Regions from separate parts of the Homo sapiens genome. Here region 2 is linked to region 1. Evidence: chromatin contacts called from ENCODE Hi-C or POLR2A ChIA-PET data. All regions are on one chromosome and are shown on one strand. Each heading gives the region's core, a stretch centred on a gene start or an enhancer-like site at or near the end of the contact. The rest is flanking DNA. Distances are from core to core; before and after follow the strand shown. Region 1 overlaps SAE1 (SUMO1 activating enzyme subunit 1). Region 2 overlaps ZC3H4 (zinc finger CCCH-type containing 4).

The links. A loop is a pair of places that touch in the nucleus more often than their neighbours do. ChIA-PET counts read pairs that join two places held with the same protein, here RNA polymerase II (POLR2A). Pooled maps may share reads with other maps.
Region 2: a loop to region 1 is called in a pooled map, with 12 times the contacts of the local background. The contact joins two enhancer-like sites. A Hi-C loop is called at or near these places in 3 of 50 pooled maps. POLR2A ChIA-PET finds 5 or more read pairs at or near these places in 3 of 52 experiments (BJ, WTC11 and naive thymus-derived CD8-positive, alpha-beta T cell).

The regions. Positions count from the first base shown.
Region 1 is chr19:47,185,459-47,188,158 of GRCh38, forward strand. All of the region lies in intron 6 of SAE1 (SUMO1 activating enzyme subunit 1), which reads left to right. Among named protein-coding and RNA genes, the nearest start is that of MIR3190, 40 kb to the right of the region's middle. RefSeq lists an enhancer at 1,295-1,564. Within about 2 kb of position 1,318, at least 9 of the 41 ENCODE cell types and tissues checked have a DNase peak (open chromatin) inside an H3K27ac peak, as active enhancers do.
Region 2 is chr19:47,078,079-47,080,778 of GRCh38, forward strand. All of the region lies in intron 11 of ZC3H4 (zinc finger CCCH-type containing 4), which reads right to left. Among named protein-coding and RNA genes, the nearest start is that of TMEM160, 31 kb to the left of the region's middle. Within about 2 kb of position 1,438, at least 8 of the 41 ENCODE cell types and tissues checked have a DNase peak (open chromatin) inside an H3K27ac peak, as active enhancers do.

The DNA.
Region 1 (2,700 bases), core at 68-2,567:
CATGCCTGGCTAATTTTTTGTATTTTTAGTGGACACGAGGTTTCACCGTGTTGGCCAGGCTGATCCTGAACTCCTGACCTCAAGTAATCCTCCCACCTCTGTCTACCAAAGTGCTGGGATTACAGGCTGAGCTACTGCGCCCAGCCTATTTTTGTTTTTTTGAGACAGAGTCTCACTGTGTCTCCCAGGCTAGAGTACAGTAGCCCCATCTCTGCTCACTGCAACCTCCGCCTCCTGGGTTCAAGTGATTCTCCTGCCTTAGTCTCCTGAGTACCTGGGATTACAGACGTGTGCCACCACACCCGGCTAATTTTTGTATTTTTAGTAGAGACAGGGTTTCACTATGTTGGCCAGCCTGATCTTGAACTACTGACCTCAAGTGATCCACCCATCTCAGCCTCCCAAAGTGCTGGGATTACAGGCATGAGCCACCGCACCAAGCCCCCAAAATCTGAAATGTTTTGAGTGCCGACATAACACTCAAAAAAATGCTTATTGGCCCCGGGCGTGGTGGCTCATGCCTGTAATCCCAGCACTTTGGGAGGCCTAGGTGGGTGGATCACCTGAGGTCAGGAGTTCAAGACCAGCCTGGCTAACATGGTGAAACCCCGTCTCTACTAAAAATACAAAAATTGACCAGGTGTAGTGGTGGGTGCCTGTAGTCCCAGCTACTAGGGAGGCTGAAGCAGGAGAATCACTTGAACCCAGGAGGCACAGCTTGCGGTGAGCCGAGATCCCGCCACTGCATTCCAGCCTGGGCAACAGAGAGAGACTCTGTCTCAAAAATAAAAATAAAAAAAAAATAATAAAAGCTCATTGGAGCATTTTGGATTTGGGATTCTTAGATTTGGGGTGCTCTATTGGTAAGTACAATGCAAATATTTCAAAATCTGAAAATACCCAAAATTCAAACACTTCTGCTCCCTGACATCCTGTGTAAACAACACTGCAGTGAACATTTATAGGTAATTCATTCAGCGGGTAAGGGTCAGGACCTTTTATAGGGATCCTTAATACCACATTTTTACATGGTTCATTGAGCATTCGTGCTCCCCTCTGCTGTGGGTGAGGGTGCAGGTCCCTCAGCCTTCTTGCTTGGGTTGAGTCATCCTGGTCTTTAATTTGGTAAGCAAAAAATGGCATCTTGTTTTTGAGCTCGTTTCTGAGAAAGTGCATGCTCCTTTTCCCCATCAACAACTTTCATCCGGCGCCTCGGAACCTCTTCAGTAGAGAGTGAGATGCAAATAGCGAGGCACAGCTTCTTTCCCTCTTCTGAGCTGATGCCTGGTGAGGTCATAGACTGGGTTTCATTGCAAAGACGAAAGCGTGGGCAGGACTTTTGGAGCACAAAAAGGGGCATTTCAGAGTAGTCTTCATGGGCGGCCACTCCAGAGGTGAAGTTTTCTAGAGAAAGACATGAAAGTACTGTGTGGCTGTGGCGACAGACAGAGGCTTACGAGCCTGCCCTCTAGAGACTGTGAGCTCCGCGTGTGAGGGCAAGGCCTGGGGCTGTCTGGGTCGCTTCTGGGTCCCCACCACAGCTAGCATAGGGTAGGGGTGGAGGGGGGGTGCTCAGGAAGTGATTTTTGAAGAGTGGATGACTGAATACATGCACACACATACTTTTAAGTTTCTGGGTTAAAGAGGAAAACAGAATGAGGTAAACAAAGGAAAGTAATGTGGAGGTGAACTGAGCAGATGGCAAGATGCCGTGAATGGTTAGAGGCCAGGAGAGCCAGAATCAGAGTGGCTTCCGTGAAGTGTCCCTACCTCCTCCCCCAGCCCAGCTATGTCACTCCTCTGAGCTTCACACCTATGGACTGTTCTGCACCCTAGCCCTCAGATGCAACGGTGAAAGTGGGACTCCTATTGGGTTTCCCTGTTGAGGACAGACATGGTGCCCTGTGTATCTGCTGCTGCTTTTTTCTTTTTTTCTTGCTGAGTATTCCATGTGTAGCATGTTTGTAACACTTGATAAGAAACAGAACCATCCCAGATAGCTTGAACACTTTTCAATTCAGTCAGTAACAGACCAGGTCTGCTTTGGATTTCCAGGAGCTTGTGTCACTTTATTTTTTTTCTGAGCCAGGGTCTCGCTTTGTCACCCAGCTGGAGTGCAGTGGTGCAATGTCAGCTCACCACAGCCTCTGCCTCCTGGGTTCAAGCAATTCTCGTACCTCAGCCTCCCAAGTAGCTGGGACTACAGGTGCCTGCCACAACACCCGGCTCATTTTTGTGTTTTTAGCAGAGACGGGGTTTCACCATGTTGGCCAGGCTGGTCTCAAACTCCTGACCTCAGTTGATCTGCTTGCCTTGGCCTCTCAAAGTGCTGGGATTACAGGCGTGAGCCACTGCACCCGGCCTCTGGATTGCCCGGCCTGTGTCACTTTGTCATGAGCCCTTCTCCCCTAGTTATCCTTTATTCTTCAAACAGGCTTCCTGTGTGACATATTTTTTGAGTGCCTGCTATGGGGCAAGCCCTGTGCCAGGTGTTCAGTATAGAGTAGTGACATCGCCTTTGCCCCACAGAGCATAAAAATCTAATGGAGGAGACAAGCCAGTCCTTGTGCTAGTTCATTTCCACAGGTGAATATAAAACCACAAACTGGGCAGGGCATGGTGGCTCACGCCTGTAATCCCAGCACTTTCAGAGGACAAGGCAGGTGGACAACTTGAGCTCAGGAGTTTGAGACCAGCCTG
Region 2 (2,700 bases), core at 188-2,687, 110 kb before region 1:
TCAAATATAATCCCAATGCCACTTAAAAAATTTTTTTTCCAGCCGTTGAAACTACATACAAAAAGCCCCCCTAAACTATCTCTATTTTTTTCATTATTTTTTATTATTTCCTAAAATTATGTTTGGCGATAAATGAGATATATTGTTAAAATTAATTTCACGAGGTAGGTGGCTTATTTCAGGTCAGGAGTTTGAAACCAGCCTGGCCAACATGATAAAACCTCATCTCTACTAAAAATACAAAAATTAGCCAGGCACGGACGGGCATGGTGGCTCACACCTGTAATCCCGGCACTTTGGGAGGCCAAGGCAGGAGAATCGCTTGAACCCAGGAGGCGGAGGTTGCAGTGAGCCGAGACCACGCCCACTGCACTCCAGCCTGGCAACAGAGCGAGACTCCGTTTCAAAAAAAACAAAAAATTAGCCAGGCGCATTGGTGCACACCTGTAACCCCAGCACTTTGGGAGGCCGGGGCGGGTGGATCACCTGTCGAGGTGGGTGGATCAGGAATTCGAGACCAGCCTGGCCAACATGGTGAAACCCTGTCTCTACTAAGAATACAAAACTAATCACGAATTTGAGACCAGCCTGGCCAACAGGGTGAAACCCTGTCTCTACTAAAAATACAAAACTCAGCTGGGCATGGTGGCTGGCACCTGTAATCCCAGCTACTCAGGAGGCTGAAACAGGAAATCACTTGAACCTGGAAGGCAGAGGTTGCAGTGAGCCGAGATGGTGCCATTGCACTTCAGCCTGGGCGAAAGAGTGAAACTCCGTCTCAAAAACAAACAAACAAAAATTAGCCGGGTGTGGTGGTGGGCGCCTGTAATCCCAGCTACTGTGGAGGCTGAGGCAGGAGAATCGCTTGAACCCAGAAGGCGAAGGTTGCGGTGAGCAGAGATCGCGCCATTGCACTCCAGCCTGGACAACAAAGCAAGACTCCATTTCATTTCCATTTTTTTTTTTTTGAGACAGAGTCTCGCTCTTGTTGCCCAGGCTGGAGTGCAATGGCACGATCTCAGCTCACCGCAACCACCGCCTCCCGGGTTCAAGCGATTCTCCTGCCTCAGCCTCTCGAGTAGCTGGGATTACAGGTATGCACCACCTTGCCTGGCTAATTCTGTATTTTTAGTAGAGATGGGGTTTCTCCATGTTGGTCAGGCTGGTCTTGAATTCCCAACCTCAGGTGATCCGTCTGCCTCGGCATCCCACAGTGGGGGGGTTACAGGAGTGAGCCACTGCGCCTGGCCAGACGCCACTTCAAAAAAGAAAAAAAAAGTAATTTCACCTGTTTCTTTTTACTTTTTTTTTTTTTTTTAATGTGGCTACTGGAAAATTTTAAATGAATGATGTGATTCTGTGGTGCTCCTGTGGGCAGCACTGGCCTGAAGCACAAACCTGGAGCCTCCAGCAGGGGGCAGTCCTCAGTCAGAGATCAGTGAGTCCTCCCAAGGAGCCGTGAGGCCTGACTGGCCACTGCTTCCCCTGTCAAACAGCTCAGACCCTAGGTATGTACTGATTACATAACCCTGGGGCATGCCAGGCGCTGTGGCTCACACTTGTAATCCCAGCGATTTGGGAGGCCAAGGTGGGCGGATCACAAGGTCAGTAGTTCGAGACCAACCTGGCCAACATGGTGAAACCCCGTCTCTACTGAAAATAGCTGGGCGCAGCGGCATGCGCCTGTAGTCCCAGCTACTCGGGAGGCTGAGGCAGGACAAACGCTTGAACCCAGGAGGTAGAGGTTGCAGGGAGCCGAGATTGTGCCACTGCACTCCAGCCTGGGTGACAGAGTGAGACTCTGTATCAAAAAACAAACAAAACAAAAAAACCCTAGGGCAGCAGGCTCCCCGGAGGGACTTGCCTTTTCCTACAGGCGCCCTGCCAACGAGGAATGGACATTCTCCTACGTCTGCTTGCATGGGGCTTCCCCTGCACCCCTCACAGGGGTGCCCCTGCCACCAGTTAACAAGACAGTCACTGACAGATGGACTCTGGAAGCCGGCAGATGTGCTGATGCCTTGATCCTTTCCACTGTCAAAAAAAATAGCCAATCTCCTAGAACCTCCTTGTGAACTAGAAGGCAGGAAAGCTTCATTTGAAAGGGCACCAGTTCCCGTACCCACTCACTCCCCAGATGAATCAGGAAACTCAGGACTGATGTTTGGGTATTTAACCCTAACCCAAGGTCCTCAGCCTGACTCCTCAGGGAGGACAACTGATGCCAGGATGAGTTTCAAATGTCACCTGGCTAGTGGGGAAGCCCTGACACCTCCCCCAAGGGAGCCTTCCCCTTTAGAGACCCCCAACTTCCCTCTATTTTCTCTAATGCATAATGGGGGCCCTGAGAGTTGCAAAGAAACGTTTGACTTTTCCACCAAAATACAATCCTTGCCTCGTCTTTGTGTATCTTTGGTTTTTTGTGGTCTTTCTTGGAGATGGCGTCTTGCTCTGTTACCCAGGCTGGAGTGCAGTGGCATGATCATGGCTCACTGCAGCCTCAATCTCCTGGACTCAACAGATCCTCCCACCTCAGCCTCTCGAGTAGCTGGGACCATAGGCATGTGCCACAATACCTGGCTAATTTTTTTTTTTTTTTTGAGACACAGTCTCACTCTGTTGCACAGGCTGGATGGAATGCAGTGGTGTGATCTCAGCTCACTGCAACCTCTGCCTCCTAAGTAGCTGGGACTACACGCA